2 separate regions of the Homo sapiens genome follow, and region 2 is linked to region 1. A link is a loop called in an ENCODE intact Hi-C map of the cell type or tissue named here. Cell type or tissue: OCI-LY7. All regions are shown on one strand. Each heading gives the region's core, and the rest is flanking DNA. Links, peaks and the distances in the headings are about the cores only. Region 1 overlaps ATP9B (ATPase phospholipid transporting 9B (putative)). Region 2 overlaps ATP9B (ATPase phospholipid transporting 9B (putative)).

Region 1 (15,901 bases), core at 4,103-12,102:
GCTCTAGGAGCAGAAGCAGCTCCTCCATCTGAGTCAGTCACTGCAGCCTGCTTTGCCTGAGACAGGCATTCCAGCTGGCAGAAACTAAGAAAAGCAGGTGAAATGTCTTATCTCCTCCTTCACTTGATGGCTAACCTATCTTCTCACACGACACTGGACAATACAACAATGGAGATTAGGGCTCATTCATGTGTATGGAGACAAAGGAGACTCTTGGGGAGTGGGTGGCATCAAATGGAGGAAGCTGGTGGAGAGAAGATGCAATGTGTGAAGGGCCTGGGATCAAAGTGAGTGCTTAGGCTGAACAACAAATGAGAACTACCTGAAGGACCATCACATCTGAAGAAGTAAATTCTGGCATGACAGTCAGATAAAAAAGGCAGGTTACTTTCTGGTTATAGTTTGTTTATTGCCACTTAGCCAGTGGGCGGGGGGTATTTTGAGGACAAAGATTGTGTCTCCAGAGTCCACCTGTGGCACTCAATACATGCCGGCACAAGAACTGTGACAATCTGCGCTCGGGTCCTCTGAGCAGGATGGGGCCTTTGTAATGGGTCCATTCAACAAATACTTACAGAGGCCCTACCACATCCCAAGCGTGCTCCGTTCTAGGTCCTAACTAGGACACAACAACAAACGGGACATACAAGGCCTCTATTCTCACAGGGCTTAGTGAGAAGAGAGAAACAGGCAACAAACAAGATGAATGTCATAGAGATCTACACAGAATTCAATAGGCTGCTATGATAGCAAGTGGCTGGCTGTTTCTTGGTCTGTACTGAGCAGACAAACGCAGCCTCTCTGAGGAAAGGTATTTAGGGTAAGAGCCGAGTGACAAGACAAGCCCAGCCATGGAATGATGAGGTAGAGGAGCACTGAAGCAGAGGACACAGCTAGGGTGGGAAGCAGCTGGCACATGGGGATAGCTGCAGTGTGGTGGGAGAGGAGAGCGGGGAAGCTGGGCCTTATTAGGTTTAATCCACAAGCCAGGCTGGAACAGCCATCTCTGCAGTCAGCTTTATGGAGTGCAGAAAATCTATGTCAGCAGCAAGTTACACAGCCGCAATGAGAAGTTGCTATTTGCTGCGTGCTCTCTGCACAGGCCTGGCCACCCGTGAACCAGCAACACCATGGAAGGCAGCATCCACAGGAATCTGTACTGTGACGGGCAGAAAGGAGGCTGATTTCCTACCTCTCGAACAGACTGGGTGAGAGCAACTGGATTCATTCCTGGTGACTGCCTGTGAGGGCAGTGCAGTGTGTACACATCCCAAGAACAGATTATAGCTCTGACTTTATGACGTAAGTAAATGGAAGAGACATCACCTTTTAGAGCAAATTTTGGAGAAAGCTGGTTTAGAAATAGAGATATCTTTCTCTTCAAAGTGGCTACATCCTTGAGCCTAAGCATTCTATACCGTTTTAGTCCATTCTCTGTTACAAAAGGTAGATATTCTAGATTCATACTTTATCCATCATTAGGTTTCAGTTGCTCATTCCTATGAAAATTTTAAATCATATATATTAAGAATATCTTTCTTAAAATATTTTAGAAAATAGTTTAAAATGGATTTATGTTTATATGGTAAAATATTAGTCTTTACATTAAATAGGCATCTAATATGAACTATTTATATTCCAATCTGTAGTTATAATATAGGTTAACATTCTGAAATGATAGTCCCTACTAAAACACAGCCTTAATATTTTATCTAACTTGACAGATATTAGATATATTAAACAGAACTTTAAAATGCCAGTGATTCCACACAGATCAAAGGGCACTGGACATTTAAAAGTCTATCAGCAAAAAACAAAACTAATTTTGTGAAATTCTGGTTTATGTTTCATCAGGAAATATCTTCTGATTGTTGAAGAAGACACCATCAACACATTCACTATCAGGAAAGTATGGCACCTCTAGATCATTCTACCGGCACTGATGACGTCTCCCCCAACAACATTTCCACAGAAGAATTCCTCAAGATTCCTCAGAACTTCTGGCTCCTACTTCTCTAGCTTTGTTTGGGTAATTTCTTTCATACTGAGAAAGATAAATTCAATAAAATCATACTCAATGAAACCAGACATTTGTTTTATTTTCATTTTTAAACTTACCTTATGGGAATGATGTAAGAAAAGAGGAGAAGGAACCGAAAAAGATTGCGGTACCATGGACCCACAAATCCTTGTAAGGTTACCATAACAATGGAAAGAGCAACTAAAGCCAAAAATAGCGCTTTCGTCAGCCGATTGAGTTCAAGGTCCAACAAACCAACCTGAAAGAAAAACACATAATACATGAACAAGCTAACCACAATGTCCCTAATATTATAAATCAGAATGCATGGTAGTGATGACATAAAAAAAAAACTTTAAAATTTATTGGTATTAGCCTTTATTATAATGAAATATGAAAATTCAGGCAGAATTTCTAGAAATGAATCATGATCCCCAGAGCATTTCCAGAAAGGGTCTACTGACAAAACACGGGCCAGAGCACACAGCCGCAGTGAACTCAGACACGGCCTCTGGAGGGTGGCGCGCTGGTCACCGGCTCAGGCAAAGTGAAACGCAAGCCTAGAGAAGGGCACTGGAAGCTTGCTCGGCGCGCAGCAGGGGAACACAGAGTTCTGAGGGCCCAGCCCGGGAACAGAGACTTCTGAGGGCGCAGGCGGGTCTTCCTTGCATGTGCTACGCCATGACCATGCCTCTGTTATCCGTGTGGGTGCCTCTGCACCTCCCCCATGAGGATTCTACTCAAGATGGAGAGTTCCCAAGAACAGGACAGTATGTATGTCTTTCCGATCTACCAGCAGTCTCTCTGAAAGAACTTGTCTTACAGAAAAAAAAAAAAAAAAAGCAATAGTTAGCTAGCTTAAAATAAAACCTTTTTAATTTGCACAGATCTTACATTGTGTGTTCTCCCAGTAAGGCACGCTACATGCAAGTCCATTCTATGGATCGTTTACCAGCTGAGCAAACTGTGAGGGCAAATTATGTCAATAAGCATCAGTTCAATTTTTTGGCTGCATTCTGTATAGGATCTTGGAAACAGAGAGAACTAGCAACCCAAGCAGCTCTCACTGCACAAGTTAAGAGAATACAGCTCTTCTGAAGCATGTAGCTTCAATTTCGAGCTCTAGCAATCGCTATGGACTGTTTCTCCTTGCTTGCTTTCAGCCCTGAAAGACCACAAGGCAGTCCAGTGAGTAGGGCTGGGGGAATGAGAGGGAACTCGGCGCTGCAGGAAGGGTGGGAGAAGTGACACAGCACAGCAACTAGGATTCCTCGGGACTCTGGATTTAGGCTAATTTAGATGCTGGCCCTGCCACTTAGCGGCATAACCTTGGGCAAGCTGGGCTTTGGTTTTCTTATCTGTAAAATAGGGATTCTGGGATGTTTTCCTTACAGCCCCCAGGGGATGCGAAGAGGGAGCGCATGGCACAGTGGCCACGGTTCCTACTGGGCAGTACGCCCCCCATGTGTGCTGCTACTGCTCTTACTACACACTTGGATTGGAATCCACTTCCTCTGTTTACTAAATGTGTGACTTGAGGAACACCCTTAAACTCTTTGTTAGACCTCGTTTTCCTCATCTGTAAGTGGTGGTACCCACAGGGCAGAGGTGCCAGGGTGAGAGGCCACTGCCTTTGGCATCACTAGGTCAGGGAACAGCATGTACTTAACTTACCTACTTATTTCTGATCTATGTGACATTAGCGGAAGACTAAATTCTATCAGGTTAGTTATCTATCTGCCATCTCAATTTCTCCTGAATCTGGAACAACTTTTGAAAAGGAGTACACAAAGAAAACATGACTGCAAAAAACCTGATTAAAAAAAATAAAGTTTGAGAATTACTGAGCTAATAAATAACTTGGTTTATTTTGTAGTGCCTTTTGAAAAATCTGCAACTTTGCCCAATAGAAAGCTAGCCTTTTCCCACAACTCATATATTTAGTTTATATCTGGTTTTGATTAATATTTTCCACAAACTCTCATGAGATCATCAGAACCTGCAGTTATCAAGCAAAAATAAAACTTTGTCAGAAAGTCCATTAAGTGCAGCTGCGAAGAAAAGTCAACTAATTAAACAAATAAATTGAAATGTCTACTACATTTTGTGCTAAACTCTAAGGTTATGAAAATAAGCTAACTATAAGATTTTACCTACAAGCTAATCTAGTAGGAGAAATAAGATGAACACCAGTGATCTATGTTATAAAACAGAATCATAAAATAGTAAGTTTTCTTTTCTAACCAGGCTTGTTTTAAATCACTTCCTGTGGCCGACAGTCAGCACTACCATCGGTTAATAAATACTTCATGGCCTTTCACAACAGTAGCGATGACAAGGACCCTAAAGCCATGGGACTGGTGTGCCGAGTGTGGGTTCCATGACCAACACAGACGGGATGCCGCATTCAGCGGGGTGGGGCGGCCCCTCCTGTGATCTGTCCTGCGCACACTGCCACAGGGCTCACTTGGCCACTTCACTGTGTAAGACTCCTGAGGACACTTCAAACACAAAGTGTCAGTTTTATATGAAATAGTGACTTGATTCTAATGTAACAATTAATGAGACACTTGGCCTGCCACAAAAACTCTTCTCCATGTTGCAATACAGCAACACAGACAGCAGCTCATTTTCAACAGAAACTCTTCAAAGACTGCACATTCCCAGCTCTATATTCTCCCAAGAAAGCACACTGCCCTCTAATTCACAGCAGCAGATCCCCTTCTAGCCAAGTAAAACGTCCACAGCAGCATCTCGGAGCTCCAGCATGGGGCTTTCTCTTCTCTGGGTCAGCCACAGTACCAGTAACAGCGCCGCTCCCCCAGATCACAAATGGTCGGAAAGGGAGCGGTACTCAACCAGTTCTGAAGTTCCCAACGCTGCTGCGGGTATGGGCTGTGCCTTCCCTTGAGAATGGGGCAGCTGAAGACCACAGCGGCTGATTTATCAGCTCTATTTAAAAAGCAGCACAACCAGGACAAATATCGTGCAATTTCCGCTACTTCAACTACTACATAGTTTATGCTTGAATTATTGAGAAAAATAGGTTTTTGGATTAAAATGAAGAAAAATTAAGCCAGGGAAGTAGAGCATGTTTCAAAGCCCAGATCCTTTTGCTGTGACAAAGGCGGTCTAAGTTTCAGGCCTCACTGAGGATCAGATGAAGTCATTATTCATTCACTCAGGGAAAAAAGACTCAATTACCTCAACCTAAAGATGCTATCAATGAATGCAAAGTGCATATTTTACTCTATTCATCCAAATCCCATTAAAAAGTGAAAGGAATGATTTAATCTGGCCTTCCAGAGTTGGTCTTTTTTTGTAATAAAATAAAGAATCACTGTCTTGCAAAATGCATAACCACCACCTCACACTTTCCCCTGCAACATAGCAGTGAGGAACTGTAAAAGCCAGGACAAAAACATTCAGAAATGAATACAAAGTTTCCTTTCAAAAAATGCCACGTATTGGATGGAAACATTCAAAGCCGCCCACTGCACACCGATATGCAGATCATCAAAGCATTATTACCTTTCTCATTGATGAAGACAGATGTGGTCAGATGCTTGACTAGTGAATGTAATCACTTTGAAGCCAAGTATATGTTGTCTTCTCCCAACCCCTTTAAACTTAAGAGCAATAAAACATTTAGTGGAATAAAATATAACTTTTCAAGGATGGGCTGTGCCTTGCAGGTGGCATTTTCTGAACTATGACTGTTGTTCCTGGAATATAACTTGTAACCAAACTACAGCATATAGTGTAAAGCTTGTAGGTTGCTTTTATTTTATTTTATTTTTTCAATTCTAACAAAACAGAAGAAAAGACACATTTCAACACTTGCATTTTTTTAACCCACTTCAATTAATAATCTTTTAATATTCAATTTCTCTGAAACATGCTTTTCTTCAACTGATCTAAAATACAATCTGAACTCTTATAAACTATTTAAAATAAAAACCAGTTAACTTATAAAGTTACAGATTCTATAAAGAAGGTGGTAACTTTAGTTTTGATGTGGATCTCTTCCTTCTTTAAAAAATGTCTTAAATACCTGGACAGACCAGATAACTTTTGCCATGACTGTAAACTTTTCACCCATAAAATATATTAATCACTTGAAGTAATTACGACTATTTAAGAAAAGGTAATGTAAATACACTTAGAAGTTATTTTCAACATTCATTGTCATCTCCTATATTAGTAAAGCAAATTTTCTTCTACTTGTCATAATATTTATTTGAAACAACTGCAATAACAAAATTAAATATGCTACTGCAAATTTTAATCTCCAAGGGAAAATTTGTGCATAATGTCTAAGACAACCACAATGATTCTGCAAAGGGGCTGTTCTAGGATAATGAACACAATAATTGCCTGTATAATCTAAAATGCTACTAATGGCAACGATCACAAATCCATTTAGCTCCTCTTTAATTTATGTACCAAGTTTTAAATAGCTAATGGTTCTCAGTAAAATAATGGTTTATACCAACAATAAAGGGTAAATACGGTATTCTCCTGCTTAATCAAGAAAAGATCAGGCTTTTTTTTTTTTTTAAATGAATGCTCGGACGAGTGAGAATCAGACCTTATCTCCATGACACAGCAACACTTCAAACCATCTCAAAATTAAAACTCACATCATACTACTAAGTTCCTAAGCAATCAATGTACACGGCAAATTGGAGCAGACGTCGAATGCTGTAAAGTCTCAGGCCCTATCCATGATTCAACAAAGTGCCTGTGCAACACTTACTGCTGATGATGTCACCCTGGGTGAACAGGATGTCGGCATCCAAACACTCTCACCCATCTTTTAAAACTCACGCGTACTTACCCCTTACAAAGAAGTAGTTTAGAATAGTAAAATGCAAAACTTCAAATAGCCAATTTAAACTCTTGCAGAAAACTAAATTATTTTAGTTTGTCCTGTAGTTTCCCTGTGAATATAGGACAATTTGAAAAGCCTCGACTCTGACACCCAATTCATTCATGCTACTCTGCACTAGCAGAGAAGAACAGCTTTGTACATGGCTGACTACGTACAGAAAAACACAACTGTTAACACTGCTTGTCTTTCATCAGCTGAACTATTTGTGGATCAGTTCTTCATTTCGAATTTGGACCCTGACTACAAAACTGATATAGGGCTATGCATTAACCTAACTGAAATTCCTATAAAAAGCATATTCTTTTAAGTATCTTTGAAACAAATAAGCCCTATATTTTCCACTGCTAGTAGAATCTTAAGAGACAAGAAAAAAATAAGTAATTTTCAGACCTTCATTTGTGTTTCTGCATTTCAAATAAATGAAACTCATGCACTAAATCTAAGTACTAAATTTTAGAGCAACAACTTTTCCATTACGAAGTTTAAATTAAAAGTATTAGTTTTTAAAAAGTGATGCTACATAGTCTTTTTCCTTCTGAAGTTTATTATTCTTTTTTGGATATGAACTACTAAGCCTTAAGTGTGTGTAGTACATGCAGGCTGACCGCACACTATAGATGTGGCTGAGCCATTATCGTTTATCGCCTCAGTGATCTGCGAAATAAGAAGGGTTTCTTTTGGCCATTATAGTCTGTTGGCTCAATAATCTGTGCTTTAAGAATTCCCTAAATAAGTATCAGCACAACAATTCTTAATGTTACAATTTATCACCTTAGTTCTTAAAAATCAAAACCTGTATTTACACAATAGACAATTTAAAGTCTATTCTGAAAGAATTATTTCATAACCTACATGTTTGCCTACCAAGAAATTTAACATTTTGCCTATTCTATACTCAGAATTTAAGCTTTTTCCCTTGCTTGCTATATAGTTATTATATAAAATGTTTTCCCTTGAACATTAACATAAAAAAGTACTATATTTTTTGTATAAATAAGAAAAGTATTAATGCAAGAATCAGCTACTAAACAGGGAAGCAAAACCACGTTTGAAACCAACATATGACACGTAATTAAGAGACAAGGGAGTTCAAAGTAAACCCTCACACCTAGTTTACACAAACTGGAGCTACCCAACTTTTGATGTTACAGACTATGCATATTGATTGTCACTCTGTCCGCCGACCTATATAAACATGTTTTTAAGGATAAAATTATTACTAAAATTTGCAAGCATATTACCTGCTAAGTTTGAAGGGGGCTTCATGAGTGCAGAATGAGGTTATCTTCTCAAACTGCTGGACTCCTAGATCGCTTGAGAAATGTCAATACTGGCTCTAGCATTTCCTAGGACACGTATCCACTCACCAGAATTTTTTATAATTGTCCATAATGTCAGAAAGTAGCATCATCTCTGAACACATGTATACACATATACACATCTCATGCTCGCCCTTACAAAACTCATGCTGACTGTCTACGTTCATACAGGACAACTGGATTCCATCTGTTAGTGTGTGGCAGCCTTTACTGATATATTAGAACCTTCGCAAAGTAAATCAATATATGAAAGGTCAGCACATGCAAAGCAACACAGTGGCTGGAAGGTAAGTAGTAAGTTAAAACTTTTATTTTTAGTATTATAAATTCTTTCAAATGTTCTCAACTTGTGATACATCAAAGCCATATTTAAAACAAAAATATGCATGTGATAACATGCAAAATGATCCAGAAACTATCTGGAAATTTAATTTTTGCTCTACGTATAGAAATTACGTTAAAAATCCAGCACTGAATATTAAGATAAGCCTATCCATTTTCTAATGTACATCATTCCTAATCTTATTTTACAATCACCACATTGTTTAACTGAAAATCAGGAGGAGGAGGAGGCTGAAGTGTAGGAGTCACTACACTGCCGATCACCGCTGCGGTGCTCACGTCTGTCTCAGAGTCATCTGTCTCAGAGTCGTACTCACACCTCCCATAGGCGGCTGGGAGGGGAAGCCAGGGAGCGCGGGGAGCGCGGGGCGCGGCCAGCAGGGGGAGCGCGAGGCCGGCGCGCGTCCTGATCCCTGCAGTCCCGCTCTCTGGAAAGCGCCAGCCATTTCTAACCCAACCAGTCCAGCACATCACATACACTCACTCATTTATTTATTTCTGACAAAAAGCGTTACCCTAAATTTATGTTTTGTCACGCAGAATGCTGGCCAGAATCTACATACTTGAACATCCTGGATTATGGGGGGTAGGAAGGGGGCCCTGAATAAAAATCTGGCATCTCGTAAGATGCCCTAATTTCAAGACAGGACCTCGGAAATGCTGTGCACAGTCAGTAGGGCGGTGTCCTCCTCACAGTCAGTAGGGCGGTGCCCTCCTCAGTCAGTAGGGCGGTGCCCTCCGCACAGTCAGTAGGGCGGTGCCCTCCTCAGTCAGTAGGGCGGTGCCCTCCGCACAGACAGTAGGGCGGTGCCCTCCGCAGTCAGTAGGGTGGTGCCCTCCACACAGTCAGGGTGGTGCCCTCCTCAGTCAGTAGGGTGGTGCCCTCCGCACAGTCAGTAGGGCGGTGCCCTCCTCAGTCAGTAGGGCGGTGCCCTCCGCACAGACAGTAGGGCGGTGCCCTCCGCAGTCAGTAGGGTGGTGCCCTCCACACAGTCAGGGTGGTGCCCTCCTCAGTCAGTAGGGTGGTGCCCTCCGCACAGTCAGTAGGGCGGTGCCCTCCTCAGTCAGTAGGGCGGTGCCCTCCGCACAGACAGTAGGGCGGTGCCCTCCGCAGTCAGTAGGGTGGTGCCCTCCGCGCAGTCAGTAGGGTGGTGCCCTCCGCACAGTCAGTAGGGCGGTGCCCTCCTCAGTCAGTAGAGCGGTGCCCTCCGCACAGACAGTAGGGCGGTGCCCTCCGCAGTCAGTAGGGTGGTGCCCTCCTCAGTCAGTAGGGTGGTACCCTCCTCAGTCAGTAGGGTGGTGCCCTCCTCAGTCAGTAGGGCGGTGCCCTCCTCAGTCAGCAGGGCGGTGTCCTCCACACAGTCAGTAGGGCGGTACCCTCCGCACAGTCAGTAGGGCGGTGCCCTCCGCACAGTCACTAGGGCGGTACCCTCCTCAGTCAGTAGGGCGGTACCCTCCCCAGTCAGTAGGGTGGTACCCTCCGCACAGTCATTAGGGCGGTGCCCTCCGCACAGTCAGTAGGGCGGTGCCCTCCTCAGTCAGTAGGGTGGTGCCCTCCTAAGGCTTTTCGAAGTTTCAGAGCTAAAAACTAAGTTGATAACATTGTAACAACAGCTTCCTTAATGATTTCAAGATCCTGAACAGATTTACTGTTTTTTTTGTCTTAATGTAGGAAGGCATCAATTTTAAATGGTTTTGCCAAGACCAGCCACCAATTTAAAATAATTCCTTCAATAACGTAAGCTACCCACTAACACCAGAAACCTCAACATGCAACATCATTCATAGAAGTGGCATTTGGTTTTCAGTCTAATACACAGTTTATTTGGGTAATTTTATATTTATTTTAACAAGTATTTTACAAAGAGCATGAACCTATTCTCTAACCCTTACTATCTAAACACACAATACCCAGGACTTTAGGGGGGTTATAAAGCTCTCATTGTATTTTACAAACAAGCCAGCAAGCTCTGCAGGAACTCCAAGAAGAGCAGATCCTGACAGTGGGGGGTGGGAGGTCACTGGACCTCAGGGTCCCTAGGAGCCCAGGAGTTCTGACTGCTTCATGCTTCTTTACAAGGCACACACTCAAATACTTCTTGCCCCAAAGCATATAAAAAATAGATTCTATTCTAATAATAACTCTAAGTGGTACTGATATTGTAAAAGAAAGTCTCTTACTAGGAGTCATAAAACTTTAAGAGACATGGTAAGAAAGGGAAGACCATGGCTTTCTTTAAAATGATTTAAAATACAGAGCACGCATCTCCTTTCATTTTCTCAGTCTGTTTCTAATAGTACACACTGAAGAGACTATGCTCCTTACAAATCTTTCTTCTGGGAGGTATCTGCCTTTTTATTTTACCCTGAATGTAGCAAGTCTTTATTTTAAATATCTCAGGGTAGGGTAGAAACACTCTTAAAATATACTTTTAAATATTCATTACAGTATAATTTACAAAATATGTTGCTGAACAAAAAATCTTGTGTAGTACTAAAATGTCATCAGATTCTATTAAAAACTCATGAAGAAAGTTACTAAATATGTGGTCAGGGCTTCTAATGTCACAGTATTCCGAAATTCCCAAGCACAAGGTCTGTCTTTCCTTCAAAGAGCTTTGAACTCTTTTCAAGGAGCTTAAAAAAAAAATTAGTTGATGCGTTTCTAGTGTTCAGAATGTGAGATATTGAAGAAATTATTCCAGTAAGTACCTTGGAAATGTTGGGCCATAGATGGTGGGAAAAGGCTGTGATTCAGAAGAGAAAAATAGATGGGACCATTCCTTTCCACAAGCAAAGTGAGTCCTTGCAAATGTAGGTGCACAGGAGGGCAGGGGGGTGGCCCAGCAGACAGGCACCAGCCTAGCCCTCCTTCCATGGAGCCTGCCTGGAACATGGCCATGAAAACTGTGTTTTTAAAGAAACTGCGGAGAATAGAGGGGGCGGAGGGGGGGTAGTGGGGAGACTACTTTCCACCTGCTTATTTCTCTTATAAAATTTTAGAAAAGAGAATGGTTAAATGATTATTAGTAAACAAGATCACTAATTTTATAATTAAAACTTTAATTTCCAACTTAGATTATCTTTATTAAGAGGTAATGATACAGATTAGTTTCTACAGTAAAGTGAGAAATTTCTTCAGTAATTAATTTCAAAATGTTGGCATCCGAATTCTTGCTTTGGCATGCCAACAAGTATAACATATTTAATGGTTTGTGCAAGGGAATTTACTAAACAGTATCAGTGAAAAACATTTTTATGTGAGATTCCAGAAAGTCTGGTTTCATTAAGGCTACTTGAAACACTAAACATAGCATTTGAAGTTGCTAATTGTTCTTCTAACAGTATCTTAGAAACCACCACAAAATGACAATGATCAGGAAAATTCCTTAATGCTTAAGTGCTCAACTGTGGTCCAGCTGACTTCAGCATGTTTCCACCACCTTGATAACCTACATACAGGTGTATCAGAATCAGCACAGAAGAGATGTTACAGGACCTAGTCAAGGACACAAGGCTGTCACTGTCAAGTAACATGTCACACTCTCCTTCTGTGTTTCTTGGCTTATTGTGTAAATATGTGGGGATTTATAAGCCACTGGAAGATCTCCATCCCATTCTCCAGATATCTGGCACCTACCACTATGTAAAACTACTCAACACTATTTTTAAATCAAGAGCCATTAGCTGTCTTGACAAGACGTATGACTAAAATATTTGCTGATCAGAACTACAATCAGTATTCTATTTCATTCCCCTTGCAATTAAATGCATATTCACCTATTTATAATTATATTAAAAACATGAGGATATATAAAATGCTGACCAATGTCTGAAACACCTCAGAATTACTATCATCGTGAACAAAGTCACTAGGTTCTGTACATTTTCTGTTCCGCCCACACATCTGCTTAACTAGCTATTAACCAGAAGCTAATAATAGGTAAACGTTTTAATTTTTAAGGCAGAATAGCAGAATTGCAGACATAGAATAGCAAAGAAAGAGAAAGAAGAATGAAGGATAGTTATAGCAGTCTAATAGCTAACTTTGAATTACATCGTTTTCAAAAATCCATGGTTGTTAGGATTTGTATTCTTTTGTAAGGAAAATGAACTGGCAGATTTGCTGAGAATTTTAAATGATAAAGGTAATATGGTTAAATAAACTTTTCATCTTGCATAATCACCCTTTTATTATTAAAACTGTCTAAGAGGTTTATTACTGGTATCTTGGCAAAATGCAACATTATTTTAAACCATCTAAAATTTTTGTGTTACTTTATGTCTTCAGAGACACTTTATGAGCCATTTCATACTTAATGGCTTGTAAGCAATCCCAAGAGTTGAGAATTGTGTAAAAAGTTGCTCAGATTGACAGATAAAGTGAAAAGGTCTGTATTAATTTCCAAATAAAGAAATGCATGGCGTGGTATCACACGATGATTATACTCCAAAGTACCAATTAGAACGCATCAGAAACTAGAGCAAGTTGACACTCTACAATAAAGCAAATAATTTCCAGTTGGAGGGGCAGAAAATGTTAATATGCAATGTTCAAGACTACAAGAATCTTTGTAAAAGGAAGTAGCTAATAAGGTTTAATGATGCATGTCAGGAAGCCACAGTATGTAGGGAAACACAGCTGGCTTCATTTTGTAAACTATTTGATATACACATCTTTCTCGTTTGCGGTTATCAGCTGTGCAGTGCCACGGGGGACAGTTTAGACTTCAAATCAGGATATTCTTCTTGTTCTCTAAATTACAAGTAAAATACATTAATATAATATGGTGCTATAGGCTAGTGCCCTGACTATGGCTTATCAGTTTACGAAAGAGGATTAAAGAAGTCTTCCGTAAAATGTTGTGGAAACAATCTTGCCAGCCTAAACAGGCTACTAAGAATGAGAACCATTAAAACAAATCATAAAACAGACAAAACGCTTGGATTTAGCGAATTAATAACCCTCGCAAAATGGTCACCATTTTTCATACCTCAGGCATTAAAATAAAAACTGGCTGAAAATGCTCCTGCATGAGACCACAGGCCCACGGCGGTGCTCCCTCTCCTGCACACACAGGTGGGCCCAAGGAGGGGCCCGCTCTAAAGGCAGCAGCATCCCAGTGCTGAGGGACTCCAAAGTGCAGGTGACAGCAATTAGCAGCAGATGACAGCAGCCCTTGAATCTGTGCCAGATGGCAGCGAAGGGTCACTGGGAGCCATCAACCTTCCACAAGGAAGCCCTTGTGTTTGGCGACTATCAAACTCTAAAGCTCTTAGAAACAAACTAATTATTCAGCCAGCAGAAGACAACTGCTAGGTCACAACACTAATATCAGAATACCATTAAAGCACTTAGAGTGCACTTATTCTAAATGTAATTACACATATTAGCTGATAAAAACAGGCATGCTGCATAATGACGAAAAGGTTGCCCTAAACTCAAGGAGCTAAAATTCTAGTAATTAGTGAATTGTCTTGTGGCAAAATACAGTCAACAGGTTCTAACTTTGGATGAATGCTGCTTGTAGTTAGAGCTAGAAACAGCCACTTTCTAAGTGAGACTCTGTATGGAACCTGATCAGCACCCTGGCTGACGACGGAGGCCAGAAGAACCACAGAGAAAGAACGACATCTCTCAAGACAGACGATAGAGAAGCTGTGGGTCCTCACACTACGGGGGATCTAAGAAAAGCTTGAAAATCTCAGAGTCGTTTGTCAAGACTTCCTGCTCAAATGTTAAGTATCACCCTAGGTAGCGAGGCCATAACAGAGGAGGGGCAGCAAGAGAATGGAAAGGCTGCGGAATTCTCACACGGGACAAACCCATCTGTCCATGTTCTACACAGAGAAAAAAACGCAGTCAAAATGCTTGAGACAACCAAAAAAATCAATGCATAACTGATTTACCTTGATGAGACTAACTCCACACTAATAACTAATACATAAAACAGCTTAAGTTTTGGTTTAAATTTATTAACAAATTATAAGTGATTCATTTTTCCACCCTCATGACCACAAGCAGCTTACAACCCAATAGCCCTTTACAATTAACAAGTGCTGCTGTGTAATGTCTGTTATTCAGCCTTCCTAACTCTGCCAGGTCTTACTATGTCTATTCCACTTCTAAGGAGGTTAGGTGTTTGGTCAAGAACACACAGCTCATGGCAGCTTGGAGACCGAGCAGCTCCCCGTCCCCAACTTCAGTTCTGCATCCTTGGCCCGACACTGCCAAATGCCAAGGTTCCCAGGGCCCACTAGTATGCTTTAGAAGTGACATTATTTTTATTCTCAAAATTGGATGTCTCTGGTTGAACCTTCTTTTTCTGTTGTTTTTTGAGGCGGAGTTTCGCTCTTGTTGCCCAGGTTGCAGTAAAATGGCACGATCTCGGCTTCACCGCAACCTCCACCTCCCAGGTTCAAGCGATTCTCCTGCCTCAGCCTCTGGAGTAGCTGGGATTACAGGCATGCACCACCACACCCAGCTAATTTTGTATTTTTAGTAGAGACGGGGTTTGTCCATGTTGGTCAGACTGGTCTCGAACTCCTGCCCTCAGGTGATCCGCCTGCCTCAGCCTCCCAAAGTGCTGGCATTACAGGCGTGAGCCTGTGTCCGGCCAGAACTTTCCATTAACTACTCAAACTTCCATTAGGCTCATGAAATAAAAACAGGTTGAATTTTCTTTATCAAAATGTTTCTCTTTTACTATTTTTATTTGGATGTGGTAAAGCTCATGAAATAAAACAGGCTGAATTTTCTATATTAAAATTTTTTTCTTCTACCATTTTCATTTGGATGTGATAAAACTTCCTGCTCAACTGGTATCAATTACTGCCCTTCGAGAAAAGGAGAAGAGACTACATGAAATAATTTAATGTTGTAATCCAAATGACCTACCAAGGCAGTAGGCCCTTAACAGAGGGGAATATTGAGTCCAGCAAAGTCACTGAGGACAATGCCCTCACCTCACTTCGCCAGCTTCTACTGGAGCTTTCTAGCTGGAGGGCTCTCCTCCTGTGCTACCAAAGTGGGCTGCGCTGAGAACACTCTGGAGGGTTCCAGAGAGCGCAGGCAAGCTTGGGACTGCAGCTCTAGGAAGAGACCGCGGGTGTGGGGCCCCTGAGGCGTGGTGATCTGCTGGTCACCGCTGATGGGGACGCAGGCAGAGCAAGCCTCTCCGCTCATCCTTTGGGAACGCTTAGCCCTCAGGAACCATGCTCTCCCAGCCACATTCAGATGCCTCTTCAGTAACGCCTCCGTGTAATAATTAACTGATGATCAACCGCCCTCACAAAACAATGCTCTCGAGAAAACAGCAAGGTGAG
Region 2 (15,901 bases), core at 4,201-12,200, 51 kb after region 1:
CGCCTGACCTGAAGACTGACCTTAGCGTCTGAGCCTTTGGGAGAATGAAGGCTATGATGCTGGGAATTGTTTACAACACAGCTGGAGTGCTGTTTCTTTGAAAAAAAAAATCATTTCAAAAATATACACTGGCATTTAAATAAACAGTACCTTGGTTACGTCATCTACAATATGATCTCAGTAGGCACAAGTGCAATGCCAGCCACAACAAAGGACACAAAGAGGTCTTCTCAGTGATGTCAATGGTCTTAAGGAGCAGGCGCCCTGCAGACACAGCCTGGATGGAAACAATCTGTCTACAGTATGTGCTGACTCCAGCATGGACCAATTACTATTTCTGCAGATACACAAATACCTTTAACTCTACAGTCCCTTAGGAATTACTTCCTTCAATTAATTCCACTTTATCAAGTACAACATGTTGCATGCTTTCCTGAACTTAGCAGTTACAACTTATAAAAATCTGATAATTAACCTGTATTCATATGCAAAATACTAAGGATATATATTTTTAAGTGGAAAACCTGAGAATTATATTATCCCAATATAAATTTGCATGTTTACAAGGGAAAAGAACTTAAAAGGAAGAGTCAAAAGAGTAATACTAGTATTTGTATCAGGAAGGGAGGAGGGCTGTAAAAGTGGTTTATACCTTTAACTGCTTTATTTTTTATATAGTTTCATACTAATGGTAATATGTTTACCAATGTCAAAATACACTGGAATGAAATTAAGCTCCTGCACAGTAGCTAACACACCACTATTACGGGCTTTAAAACACAGAAGAACATTCAAGTACTTAATTTTCCAACACTGTTCTTGTTTTTTCCACAGAAAATACCAGATGGAAACTGCCTTTTGTTTACTTTGTTTATAACTAAAGTAGCTGCTCAGAGTAAAGGCATACAATTTATTCAATGCTAAGATAAACAATCCAGAAAAACTGAGTTATCCCTATGACTTTTATGATTTGATAGAACAACCAAAATATCAACTTTAAAGAAAAAGCAAGTAGCCTCTATGGATTAGACTACTTTGTAATTGAATTTAGGATTGCACTGAAATGGGCAATTTCTGATTCATTCAAACAAATGGTGTTACAGTCTAACTCAGCTTAACACTATTGAAGAAACAAAAAAAAGATATATATCCTCTAACACTGTTGAAGAAACAAAAAAGATAGACATCCTCATTCCTACTTCCCAGATACGGTTGACACGGTATATCCTTTACCTGCTGGGGGTCTAGAGGTTCCAGCGTTGGCACAGCCAATTGAGCATACAGTTGGCATTAAGAAGCCAAATACTGAATTCCCTATTTATCATTTTAAAACTTGAAGCAATAAAATTTTTATCTACCATAAATTCAGAATTTTATTGTATCAGAGCAATTGACATGTTTCTAATCCCATATTTTATGGGTATTACCTTCCTAGCACCTAGCACAGAATAGGCAATGAACATTGTCCAATAAACAAAAGAACACTCATGAAATTCTTTTTCTAATATCCACAGGAATCAAGATGTCTTTCACCTGCAGTGCCCACAAGCATGATGCTATAATGAGTCACCTGCCTGTGGTTACTCTGAGTCTCCTTTTATGAAGCATCAGGTACTTGCTCCTCCAGGGCCTCCTGCCTGCTGTTACTCTAAGCCTCCTACCTCTACGAAGTATCGGGTGCCTGCTCCTCTACGCCCTCCTGCCTCTAAGAAGCATCGGGTACCTGCTCCTCCAGGGCCTCCTGCCTGCTGTTACTCTAAGCTTCCTGCCTCTATCGCTCATCAGGTACCTGCTCCTCCACGTCCTACTGCCTCCATGATGCATCAGGTACCTGCTCCTCCAGGGCCTCCTGCCTGCTGTTACTCTAAGCCTTCCACCTGTATGAGGCATCAGGCACCTGCTCCTCCCGGTTCTCCTGCCTGAAGATGCCCATCGTGACTTCACCACCCAAGTAGAAATTCACACAATTGTATTCCCTTTAAACTCTTCCTAATGATTCACTTGATATGAAAGTTTAATTATTGATGCATGTCAATCTTTTAGTACTATATTTTCTCCTAATGTCAAAGTCCAAGAGAATAAGGGCATTAAAAAACATAAAAATTTTAGAAGGGTTTCTCAAATGTAAACAAAAGGTTCTATATAATTTCATTTTAGAAATTTTAGCTGGTTTCCTGTTACTTTTCTATGACCATTTTTCCATATGAATGTTTCTGTCTCTAACACAATTTTATGTTGAAGAAAACACAATATCTATGCATCTTTCTTTCAGTTCTGGAATGGCGATGATTGACTATAAACATTTTTCTAACATGGAGAAAATTATTCCAAAAGATAGTTTTTTACCAGTCTCATGAAGCACAGAATAAAGACTGGGAAGACTGAAAATAAATTATCTCTAAAATGTTCTATTTCACTTTCCTTCTCTTTAATGGTCTATAAGTGTGAACAGATAAAATCTGCTTGGGGGAGGATGCAAAATGTTACCATTTCATGCTGTTCTCTCAACAGCATACCCTACTTAACAAACAGCAGAGGTTTGCTTTTTTGAAGGAGAGTATTTTGGCTGAAGAAGACATGAACAATGTAAGTGTGCTATGGTTTGCAAAAGAAATTACAGCAGAAAATACATTCTCAAAATGACTAACTGGGAATGTGATGTTAAAGGACTATAAATACTGCTAATACTTCAAAACTGGCTACAATTTACAACTCCAAACTTCCAAGACAATACATACAGATTTTGAACAATAAGTGAAATTAGCGATATCAATCATTCACATAATGAAAAAGGTTATACAATCAGTAATTTAGGTTGTTCTCACATTATCTGAGGAAAGAGGAAGCAGACACCATCACAGCGCCACATCTCCATTAGATTCTGCACAGGCATCAGCATGCATACTGGGTATACTGCCACAGGGACCTTGAATTAATTTTCTCTAATTCCGTATATATATATATTTTAGGACAGGGTCTCACTCTGTCACCCAGGCTGCAGTGCAGTGGTACAATCACAGCTCAGGGCAGGCTCCACCTCAACCTGGCAGGCTCCAGCAATCCTCCCACATCCGCCTCCCACATAGCTGAGGCTACAGGCGTGCTCCAGCTGTAGCCACCCCACTAGGCTAATTAAAAAAAAAATTTTTTTAAATCAGAAATCAGGGGCTGGGCACAGTGACTCACGCCTGTAATCCCAGCACTTTGGGAGGCCGAGGTGGGTGGATCACTAGGTCAGGAGTTCGAGACCAATATGGTGAAACCCCGTCTCTACTAAAAATACAAAAATTAGCTGGGCTTGGTGGCGCACACCCGTAGTCCCAACTGCTCGGGAGGCTGAGGCAGGAGAATTGCTTGAACAAGGAGGCACAGGCTACAGTGAGCCGAGATCACGCCACTGCACTCCAGCCTGGGCAACACAGCAAGACTCCATCTCAAAAAATAAAGAAGTAAATTAGGTCTCCCAATGTTGCCCAGGCTGGTCTCGAACTCCTGGGCTCAACTCCCACCTCAGCCTCCCAAAGTGCTAGGGTTACAAGCATGAGCCACCATGCCCAGCCAATTTGTTCTAATTCTTATTTAAGTATTTAAGCTGACACAAAAGATATTTTGTCTTATGTATATTACACTATAAAAAAGGAAGATAAGTGGATACCACTCCTTAACAATGCCCAGTTGATAAATTTGAATTTAACTGAATTCCATTTTCTCATTATAAACAAGTTATTTATCATGTCTTTATTCTCTTCCTTTTTGAAAAATACACAGAAAAATCAAGAACTATCATCAAAATAATTCAGATTTCAGAATGGATATATCTAAAATGAGAAAAAAACTGTTAGAAAACATCAAAGGCAATGAAAGGCTATCTGTGTGAATGAACTTGAAGTAATTTACACAAAGTAAATGTATCTTTAATTAGCTTGAAAACCACAAATAAGTTTCTCTCTTTGAGTGGCACAGCCTCCCACAAGTGGTCACCATCACCAGGCCATCAGCACACGTCTTGTGCCTCATGGGGTGAAGCCATTCCCGTTCCTAAATTCAGTTTGTGCTCAACACTTGGCACTTGCACCTGAGAGGCCAACCGACCGTCCTAAAGCAGCCAGGGCAACAGCCAGCACCAGCTCCTAAAAGGGTGTGGGAGCCTCAGGCTCTAGAACCTCAATGGCAACTGAGCATTGTGGCCTGGAAATCCAGGGCCCCACCCAAGTCTATTCTGATGAAAACAATTCCACCACTACTTCTGCTCTGACCCCAACGTTCCCACCTCCACCTCTGCTCTGACCCCGACAGTCCCCACCTCCACCTCTGCTCTGACATAAACACATTTACTCACAAGATATTCAGAAATGTATCCTTTATTATCTGATATTTGGCAATTTCCGAGAAACCTTTATTATAATTTCTTAATGAAGCCCACTTGGTCAGAGAGCATATTTTATGAGTTGCCTTTTTTTTCCTAAGCTTTTTTCTGGCATACCTTAATAAATGTTCTGTGTGCACTGGGTAAGCTACCCATCCTGCTGCCTTAAGTCCCTGTATCTATCAATGGGGTCAACTTCATGAATAGTGTTCTTCAACACTATAGTGTTCTACTATATCCTTACTGATTTTCTCCCTACTCATTTGTTCAATTATTGAGAAGTGGGTATTAAAATCTCCAACTATCATAATGGATTTGTCAGTTTCTCCTTGAAGTTCTAACAGTTTCTGCTTCAGGTACAATCGTGTACAACATAACAACATTTCAGTAGACAGTGGATGGCACAAACCACAGTAGCCCCATCAAAGTATAACAGAGATGAAGCATTCCTACCACATGGTCATGCTGCAGCCATCAGAATGTCATAGCATTAGACATTACTCACGTGTTTGTGGTGACGGTGGTGAAAACAAAACTACTGGGCCGCCAGTCATGAAAGTCTAGTGCATACAATTATGTACAGTACATAATATTAAATAACAAACAACTATGTTACTAGTTTATGTGTTACTATACTTTTTATCACTGTTTGAGAGTGTACTCCTTCTACTTATAAAAAGACAAACTTAATTGTAAAACAGCCTCCGGCAGGTCCTTCCAGGGTTCTGCCAGAAAAACACATTGTTATCCTGGGACAAATCCCTGCCTGTTATTACACGTGGAGATCTTCCAGCAGGACAAAATGTGTAGGAGGAGACAGTGATACTGATGATCCGAGTAGGCCTAGGCTAATGTGTGTGTGTGTGTGTCTGCATTTTTCTTTTTTTTTTTTTTTTCAGATGTAGTCTTGTTCTGTCACCAGGCTGGAGTGCAGTGGCACAATCTCAGCTCACTGCAACCTCTACCCTCCTGGGTTCAAGTGATTCTCCTGCCTCAGCCTCCTGAATAGCTGGGACTACAGGCATGTGCCACCACGCCCAGCTAATTTTTGTATTTTTAGTAGAGATGGGGTTTCACCATATGGGCCAGGATGGTCTCCTCAATCTCTTGACCTCGTGATCCACCAGCCTCGGCCTCCCAAATTGCTGGGATTACAGGCGTGAGCCACCACGCCCAGCTGTGTCTTTGTTTTTAACAAAAAAAAGTTTAAAAAGTAAAATTTTTAAAAACTAAAAAAGACTACAGACTAGGTATATAAAGAAAATATTTTTGTACAGGTGTACAATGTGTTTGTGTTTTAAGCTAAGTGTTATTAATAGAGTAAAAAGATTTTTTAAAAATTAAAGTTATAGGGCCGGGCACAAATTACTTTGTGTAATTTACTTTGTGTAAAGTTATAGGTATGTAAAAATGAGTTTACAGGCTCATGCCTGTAATCCCAGCACTTTGGGAGGCCAAGGCAGATGGATCACGAGGTCAGGAGTTCGAGACCAGCCTGACCAACACGGTGAAACCCCATCTCTACTAAAAATACAAAAAATTAGCCCGGCGTGGCAGTGCGTGACTCTAATCCCAGCTACTCAGGAGGCTGAGGCAGAAGAGCCACTTGAACCTGGGAGGCAGAGGTTGCAGTGAGCTGAGATTGCGCCACTGCACTCCATCCTGGGCAACAGAGTGAGACTGTCTCAAAAAAAAAAATTAAAGTTATAGGAAGCTGAGATTAATTTACTATTTAAGAAAAACATTTTTAAATAGGTTGAGTGTAGCTTACATGTACAGTGTTTAAAAAGTTTACAGTAGTGTGCAGTCATGTCCAGGCCTTCACATTCACTCACCACTCACTCACTGACTCACCCAGACCAACTTCTAGTTCTGGAAACTCCATTTGTCGTTAGTACTCTATACAGGTGTATCATTTCTTAATCTTTTATACAGCATTTTTTACTGTACCTTTTCTATGGTTAGATACACAGATACTTATCATTGTGTGACAACTGCCCACATTATTAAACACAGTAACATGTTGTACAAGTTTGAAGTACAGGAGCAACAGGCTACACCATATAACCTAGGTGTGTAGTAGGCTACACGATCTAGGTTTGTGTAAGTGCACTCCATCATGTTTGCACAATGACGAAATGGTCTAACTTACTTCTCAGAATGTAACTCTACTATTAAGCAACTCATGACCGTATTTTGCAGCTCTGTTATTAGTGCATAAATGTTTAGGGCTTACTTGTCTCCATAATAAACCCTTTTCTCATTATGTTCTGAAATGTACTTTGTGTGATATTACTATAAGTAACTCCAGCTTTGATTAGTGTTGGTACGGTATCTATTTTTTACTTTTTACCTGTGTTTTTAATGTGTTTTCTTATAGGCACCATATATTTGAATCTTGCTTTTTTATACAACTTGACACTCCTGTCCATTTAATTGGGGATTTAAACCATCTAATTTTAAACTTAGGTTTTTGAGTTTAATTTCCAAATACCTGAGGATTTTAAAGATTTTTTATTTATTTCTAATTCCATATTGTAATTAGTGAATATACAATTGCAATTTTAAAAAAATATACTAAGACTTGTTTTATATTCAACTATAGTTGGGATTGTTCCATGAGATTTTGAAAAATGTGTATTATGTAGCTGTTGCATTTAATAATATCTGTCAATATGCTGAAGTGCCTTCCTAATGTTATTTTAATATTCTATAGTCTTAATAAACTACATGTCCTTATTCTATAGATTAGAAGGAAAAAATCCGTTCTCGTAGATTTTATGTTGCCTATTAGTTCTATGAATTCGGGGGTACTATGTTTTTCTCCAGTCTGACAGTCTCTGCCTTTTAACTGCAGAGACGTTTAATTACTGAGTCAACCATCTTGCTCTTTGCTGCTCTTTGTTTTCTACTTGTCACACCTGGTATTGGGTTTCCTGCACCTGTCTTTTTTCAGGGGAAAGAAACCAGTTGATCCCACTTTAGCATCTAACTTCATCACCTCTACTGACCTCTTTCTTTTTTTAGTGGTTGCTCTGAGAATTATTATATGCAACCTTTACTTATCACAGTTTACTCTGAATCAATATTGTATCACTTAACACACAGTATTTTTTAAAAAACTTACCTCCTTTTATTACCTGGCCTCTGAAATCCCCACCCTAACAGAATGGCTTTAAGGTTCTATTTTTTAGTTATATGACCTTAACCTTTATATGTTCTTCCTTCCCTCTGCACTCTTTTTGTTCACTTTGTCATATACTTATTTAATTCATTAATTTTCATTTTTATTTTTATTGCTATATATATATAAAGATTATAAATTTTCCTATTTCCAAACATATCAAACAGATTCAGATTCTGATATGCAGTGTCTCCATTACCAATATTTTATAGAAATTCTCCAATTTCAGTTTATATTTCTCCTATGATACAAAAATTGATTAATATATTTACATTTACAGGCAGAAAGTCGTTTCATTCACTGATTTTGTTACTGCTTACCAATTTTATTGCATTGTGATCAGAGAATATTGTCTGTATGAGTTCTATGTTATAGAAATAAAAATTTCTTTACAAGCAAATGTATGTTCAACTTTTGGTGACACCCTATATATGCTCAAATAAAAATTACTGGGGAACAAAGTTCAATAAAAATTTAAAATGATATATTTTACTGCTCATGTTCTGAGCTCTCTCTTCTATGCCTCTCCTACCTTTCTGTCCACCTGACCCACTGGGAACTGCAGGTAGATGTTAAAGTTTCCTATGACGGACTTTATTATCTTATAGCATCTTTCTTCACCTCATTCTAAATGCTTTCTCGATTCTATACTGGTATTCTTGTTAAGTACCAAGACTGCAACTCCTGTTTCCTTTTTATTTGTATTTGCTTGATATATCTTTCCTTTAGGCTTTCTGATCCAATTAATTTTCTGTGTGAAAGAGCCTGCATACTATGCATCTTTAGCCATATGAATTGATCAACTGTTGTCTAATTTTTAAAACCAAATTTATTTTTTGGTGAGGTGTGTATTTTCTGGTCACTACCATTTTGCCACTGTCCCAGTAGCCTGCCTTCATCCTACTCTCCTTGCTTTGACAGCTACTATTGAGCTCGTCAGCTTTCAATAGTCTCTGACTGCCTTAACACCCACGTAGCAACCAATGAGCTCCTTCTATTTTCTCCTCCTCTTCCTGCTTTTCAGCTGATTATTAGAGGAAGCGTATAAAATTCATATACACTGTACCATCTTCCACCCATCCTCCCTCCACTGTTTTATTCTTACGTCTGTTAGATCTTCAGTGCTCACCATAAAACTTCCACCCAGGTCATCTATCAGCCAGGCAGAGCTAATCCTCTGTAAGATTATTCACAAAAGGCTCATGTGTACAACACACCTGAACTCTGTATGCTTGAGACTGCTCTCCACAGAATTGGCACTTGCAGGACAGTTTTGAAGGAGCAAAACACTCCACTCACACATTCTTCCCCTGAGCCTCCTGGAAAGGCTGTGCTGCTCTTGTATGGCTCCGTATGCTGAGAACACTGACACCAACCTGGCCCCTTCCAACTGTGGGGAGCTGGTCATTTTCCCAGGGAGATCAAAGGATTTTTCCCTGTATATGTAAAATATGACAGCAGTTACACGTCTTGGAGTTTTCTCACGTGCATGCTGGGCCCTTTTAGTGTGTACCTTCAGACATCCTTGTATTTAATAACACACACTTGAGCTGTCAATGTTTCAAACCATTTCATGATTTTGTTTCAAGACTCTCATGTTGAGTATTTCTTGCCAATCTTCCACATCCATCAACTTCTAGTCCTTTTCACCTCTTTGATTATCTCGTTTCCTTGACTCTCTTCTTTACAACCTCCCTATCTCTTACTGTGCATCCCCCACAGGCACGCTGTGATTCGGTCCTCCCTTCTCAGATGCTCACGTTCAGTGTTCTCCTGAGTTCAGTTAGCCTTCTCATTCACGTTATCCTGTTTTATTCTTGAGCTTTTATTCTTACATTCTTGAGAAATTTATTCCATTTTGATTCTTGTGTTTTTAAATGTCTGATTTATGGTGTTCTTTCCTAAGTACCATTGTTTGGTTAGTAACATTTAAATCAGGCTTGTTGCACTGTTATAGAATTACTTTGCATTGAGGTTTTTTCTTTCCTTGCTTTTAGAAATTTTTTATTAATTGAAAATTTGCTTCCCACTTATGTTTTCTTCTGTTAATAACTACATTGGCCCAGGCACGATGGCTCTCATGTCTATGATCCCGACCCTTTAGAAGGCTGAGGCAGGAGGACTGTGTGAGCCTAGGAGTTTGAGGTTGCAATGAGCTATGATCACACCACTGCACTCTAGCCTGGGCGAGACAGCAAGATGAGTTTCTTCTATTCATAATAATAAGAGCTATTTTTCTTGAATCTGTACAAATAGGAAATCCTATTCCAAGGATGGGAGGTGGAATTTGTTTCTTAGTCCAAGAGTCCCTTCTTCTACAGGCACAATGAAGTTCTATGTCTTCAATGAAAAGCATCCTTTTGGGATGGTGTGGGCTGACTCTTCTGATGGTTATTATAATGTTTCAGGAAGGTCAACTTTGTCTTTTTCTTCCTAACCAAGCCTCCTAGAGCCACCAACTCTTTACCAGTGCCCCTTGCCCCTATACATTCCCCCAACGTCACTTCCAACCTGTACTTTCTCCACAAGTCCCTTCAATGTCCCAAAGCTTTACTTACCCAAGTCATTCACAGGATGCATTATTTTCTTCTGTGTGCAAAACCTGGATGATATCAGCATCCCAAGACAATCTCCTTCTGCTGCACCATCCTGGCTCTGGAGCTAACTGTGTTATTTTGGATATTTTCCCCACTTACAGTAAATTGAAGTTCACAGTATTTTCTGTCTCACATTTCTGCTAAACATGAGCTACAGATTAAACTCTCTACTCTCATAGTTAGCCTGTATGATTTTGGAAGCCTGTGTGGTATGTAACAAAGTTAAGTGGCCACCATTATCTTAAGGGAATCAGAATTTATGAATGCATCTTTTTAAAACATCTGTATTTATCATTTCTCTTCTAAGCTAAAGATCCTTCAATGGCTTCCTCCGGTCAAGCCACTGATACCTTTCTAGTCCAATACGCCCCAGCCCTTGTCACACCTGCAGACTGAGCCATACGCTCCCGTTTGAACCAGGTTTTTCAGCCAACCTGCACTTGCTCTCCGACTTCCTTGTACTTCCACACATTGTCTAGCGAACATTTCCGACTTTTCAAAGTCATGAGCAATATAAATTAGAGGAAACAGCAAGAAAAGGAAAGGAAGAAAGCAAATAATATTTCAAATTCTTAATAGTGGTTACATAAATACCTTTTCATTTATCTTACCAAGGGTACCTTTTTGTAACATTTATTCTCATATGTTGTCTTTAATAAGAACATGTTGTTTTCATAGTAACTACTTTTGTTTAAAAAAAAAAGATGTGAGTTTATTTCAGAATTCACTCCATGATATTTATCACCAGGTCATGCTTCCTCCTCTGTCCCTCCATGAACATCTTATGCATGCTTGTGTGCAGCACCTATGGAAATAGGCAGCTACAAAAGGCCCAGTGCCCCAAGGGACTTTAACGACCTCACAGGTGCCCGTGCTTCACATTCCCATAGTCTGCACACTAACTGTCACATTATATAAGCTCTGTAAATGCTTTTTCAAGTGATGACAACTGCTTGCCAATCCCTGCAAGTGACCAAGAGTGAAATAAAGGTGAATTCACCAACAAAAGTATTTTTAAAATAACTGCAGCAATTACAAATAACCTATAGTCATGTACTAAAATCCCTTACTATAAAGCATTTATAATATCAGTTATAAGCTGTTAAAATAAAGAGTTATTGAGTCTCTCAAGCCCTGTTAGTCAGGGGCAAGGTGCTTCCAGCTTTAACAAAACTCTGTAATAATATAAAGTGTGTGGCATGAAATATACATATGTGTATAAAGAAACACAACATGCATGTACAGACTCACATATATATAAATACCCACCCAACTCAGACAGTAAAAAGCTAGACATGATGTGGATAAGATAGTATACCAACTATTCAGTCAGAATGAAAATAAATTACTTCATTTAACTGATTCACAATATTTTAGGAGATAAAGATCTTATTAGTAAATATGCTAAAAAAAATTCCAAAAACTGTACTAAATGTATCCCAAAGACATATTTAATATGGGTACACTTAAGAACTTCAAACATTATATAGGTTTTCCCTTCCTAGTTTGAAACTTCTGTTTGAATTTATTCTTGATTGAATTACTGTCTCAAAGGTTTGCTACTTTTAACTTACACAATAACTCTATTTGTATTGAACAACAGGTTTAACTTACCCTGGTAAATGTGCCTTCGAAACTGTGAATGTCCATTTGTGGTTTCTGAGCATAAACATAAGCACTGATAGAAAAAAGGTCCTGGAATACAGAACATTTGAATCGATTAGAATGTTATAGTTTAGTAAAATTACTTGGAAATTTCTCATTTGCTGATTAATATTGTTCATATATTATTTACCAAAAGCAATCATTGATTTTCTTAGATTTTTGTGTGCCAACACTATAAATTAGAATGTCAGATAAAGAAAGAAACCATTTTTAAGCTTGACAGGGTGTGCTTTTGAACAGCAGGTGTGAGTCAAAATCATGCAGGAGACACTCAAAACAGGCAGCCCCGGGGCCTGTCCAGGGGGCTCCAATGGTAGAGGTGGAGCCTGTTTAGGAGTATCTTGAAGTCACCTGGGTATCAAAGTATTCAGGGGGAAATAAGGAACCATCGCAATTCCTCACAAGTTTTATAAAACAGTTTAATAAATTCCTAGATCTGTTTACATGCTTTCATTCAAGCAGGCACTGGTCACTATAAGCTAAGGGTGGCCTTCCTTACAGCCATGAAGACATGCTTGTCCTGTGTGTCTGAATCACATGCTCATGACACATACTTATACAATCACATGGGAAAGCTTTCACGAAACACACATCATGGCTACTTTCATACCATTAATTTTAGAGCAGAAAAGACATAGGGTTTAGGTTGCTTCATTCATTGGCTACACATAAAGGTTAAATCAGAAAGTCTCCAGAGGCAAGGCTGAGCCTGGTCTCCAATGGACGCCACCCCAGTGCCTCTTCTCGCTGCTGACTCTGCTGTATGCTTTTGCTGTCATAAATCACAGCCAGGGGGAGGATCATATGCTGAGTCCTGGGAGTCCTCCTAATAAACCATCTAATTTCGGGTGGTCTTGTGACCCGCCCCCCAACCCATGACCCTTTAACACACAGAGTTTGCCATTTCTATAATTTTGATTTCCATTCTGTACGTGTGAGTGTATAAAGTTCTGTCATGGCTGCTAAAACTCAAACAGAAACCTCCCAGACTCCCAGACATGAAGAAGCAGAGGTGAGAGATTAGGGTGACCACAGCAGCTGCAAAGTGAGAAAGAAATGGAAGCTCAGAAAGGAGAGTGCCTCAGAAGGGGCCGAATCTGTGTATGATCTCATTCTGACACCTAACCTATCATGCCCTAAACTATATCCACTAAACGAATGGAACCGAGAACACCACAGCAGCTCCCTAATGCCAGAAAGGTAGAGTCTGCAGTTTGACTTCAGTCAAGTTAGCTACCAGTTAAAACAGAACCAAACAAAAAACCAGTACTCTTCAGGAGAACCTAACAGAATCCTGAATCCTGCCTCTCTACAATGAATCATTTAAAAAAATGAAGAGATGATCCAAATTTCTAAACATATGAAGAAACAAAAACACAAGGTCCATAATCAAGAAAGAACATGATCAGTGAAGACTGGCCCTGAGATGGTCAAACTTCAGCATTAAGAAATGAGAATTTCAAAGCAGCTTTAGCACATCTTAAAGAAAAACATGCTCCTAACGAGTAAGCAAGTAGGAAATCACAACAAAGAAAGAGAAAGTGTATTTAAGAACAGAGAAGCACATGGAAATTCCAAAATTGAAAAAATGCAATGTCTGCAATAAATTCTTTAGATGGGATTAACAGATTACAGATGATGGTGAATCTAAATGCGGGTCAAGAGATAATGATTCAAAAAGACACAGGAAAAAATTATTTTGAACATGAATACAGTCATAGAACCATGAAGGGAATATCGCGGAGTCTAACATGCATGTAACTGGGGTTCAGAATGAGTGGACAGAGAGAGGATGAAAAAACAAAAACTACTTGAAGAAATAATGACTAAAAATATGCCAAATTTACTGTCAGCCAGAAATGTACAGATTCAGGATGTCCAGAAAACCCCTAAACACATAAATAAAATTTAAAAATATCAAAATCAAATTGCTAAAAACCAAAAATAAAAAAAATCTCAAAAATACCTAAAGAAAAATAACACATTATACACAAGAGAAGAACTATCAAAATACCACTGATTTCTCATTATAAATAATGGAGTCAGAAGACAATGGAACAAAATATTTAAAGTGAGGGGTGGAGGGTGTGGAAGGCAGACTTGTCAAGCCAGAATTCAATATCCAGCAAAAATATTCTTTAAGAATACAGGTGAAATAAAGACACTGTCAAATAAATAAAATGAGAACTCCATTCCAGCAGACATCCACCAGAGGAATATCAGCAGAGGGAAACAATATCAGGCAGAAACTCATATCTTCAAGAAGGAATGGTAAGGAACAAAAGTAGTAAATATCTAAGTAAATATTTAAAAAAAACCCCCAAATCCTGTTTTTAATCTTAATTCCTTTAAAATATAAATAAAATGGGCCAGGCACGGTGGCTCATGCCTGTAATCCCAGCACTTTGGGAGGCCGTGGCAGGTGGATCACATGAGGCCAGGAGTTTGAGAGCAGCCTGGCCCTCATGGAGAAACTCCGTCTCTACTAAAAATACAAAAATTAACCACACAAGCTGCTGCACGTCTGTAGTCCCAGCTATTCACGAGCCTAAAGCAGGAGAAAACTGGTTGAACCCGGGAGGCAGAGGTTGCAGTGAGCCGAGATCGCACCACTGCACTCCAGCCTGGGTGACAGAGCAAAACTCTGTGCCAAAAATATATGTATATGTGTGTGTGTGTGTGTGTGTGTGTGTGTGTGTGTATAAATAAAAAGGGCTGGAACAGTTTATGATATGTGTAGATATACTACATATTAAAAAGTACATTGAGCTCCTGAGCAACATGGGTTGGAACTGTGCAGGTCCACTTATACATGAATTTTCTTCAATAAATCTGTTAGAAAACTTTTGGAGATTTGTTGATAATTTGAAAAACCTTGAAGATACACCACATACCCTAGAATTTTTTTTTAAATGTTTAAAGTTAGGTATAACATGAGAACATAAAATGTATGTAGACATAGTCTATTATATCACTTACTACAATAAAATATACACAAATCTATTACAAAAAGTTAAAATAAAACCTAAACACACAGGTCATGACACCATCTGCAGCCGAGTGACTTGCTAATGATCCTGAAGATGCAGTATCAAACCCTAACTGCACAGAACTAAGTGCAGTACACACTGTGCTCCCGGAATCGTGTCGCAGCCCCTCCTGCTGCTGCTGCGGGGAGTGCGTGCAAGGGTCTGCTGGAAATGCGGTGCGGCACCACTGACCTCTGTGTGAGCCGTCTCCGCTCCAGGACCCTGTGCATCACAGTTCCGAGTGCTCGCTCATGGTGCTCACATGTTTTCCATCGTGTTTGGCGTAATACCATGGCGTGAACCTTGAATAATACCACGGGACCAATAAGAAGTGCTTCTAGTGATGCTGGAAATGTTCTCAAAAAGTAGACAAAAGTCATCACACTACAAGAAAAAACTGAGCTGCTAAGTATGTGTGGTGGATTAAAGTCTGCAGCTGTGGCTGCCCACCATTTCAGACAGACAGTTCACCTTGTAAACAGGTGATGTCAACTTGTGCTATCAAAAAATACAGTACTGTACTATATAAGTGTATTTTCTCTTCCGTATGATTTTCTTAATAATTTTTCTCTAGCTTACCTTATTGTAAGGACACAGTATATAATACATATGACATCCAAAATATGTGTTAATCAACTGTTTAGGTTATCGGCAAGGTTTCCAGTGAACAGTAGGCTATTAACAGTTAAATTTGGGGGGAGTTAAAAGTTTACACATAAATGTTTGACTGCGTGGGGGATTGATACAATTGACCCCTGTGTTGTTCAAGGGGAATGTATAGTACAAAGGGTGGGTGGGGGAAACAGGTCTATTCAAGGACAAAATTATCTTTTTTTTTTGATGGAGTCTCGCTCTGTCGCCCAGGCTGGAGTGCAGCGGCAAGATCTCGGCTCACTGCAACCTCCGCCTCCCAGGTTCAAGCGATTCTCTGGCCTCAGTCTCCTGAATAGCTGGGATTACAGGTGCACACCACCACGCCCGGATGATTTTTATATTTTTATTAGAGATGGGGTTTTACCATATTGGTCAGACTGGTCTTGAACTCCTGACCTTGTGATCC

Evidence for each region. Hi-C counts contacts between places; a loop is a spot of excess contacts. Peaks named below come from ENCODE experiments on the same cell type or tissue, not always from the same donor. Only the 100,000 strongest peaks of a DNase experiment are listed, where the experiment ranks them.
Region 2: a loop joins it to region 1, with 4 times the contacts of the local background. A loop is called at or near these places in 4 of 110 quality-filtered maps.

Annotation. Positions count from the first base shown.
Region 1 is chr18:79,239,759-79,255,659 of GRCh38, reverse strand. ATP9B (ATPase phospholipid transporting 9B (putative)) reads right to left here. Exons shown (of 30, transcript NM_198531.5): 12 at 2,119-2,279. Among named protein-coding and RNA genes, the nearest start is that of NFATC1, 150 kb to the left of the region's middle. RefSeq lists enhancers at 4,865-5,651, 9,141-10,340 and a silencer at 8,870-9,079. In OCI-LY7, for the core only: CTCF peaks have their summits at 8,739 and 8,942 (motif pointing right); a DNase peak (open chromatin) is centred at 8,949; H3K4me3 peaks cover 289 bases; H3K27ac peaks cover 787 bases.
Region 2 is chr18:79,189,124-79,205,024 of GRCh38, reverse strand. ATP9B (ATPase phospholipid transporting 9B (putative)) reads right to left here. Exons shown (of 30, transcript NM_198531.5): 9 at 11,762-11,842. Among named protein-coding and RNA genes, the nearest start is that of ATP9B, 130 kb to the right of the region's middle. In OCI-LY7, for the core only: no CTCF peak of the experiment used is centred there; DNase peaks (open chromatin) are centred at 4,284, 7,304, 10,544 and 11,004; H3K4me3 peaks cover 2,933 bases; H3K27ac peaks cover 6,148 bases.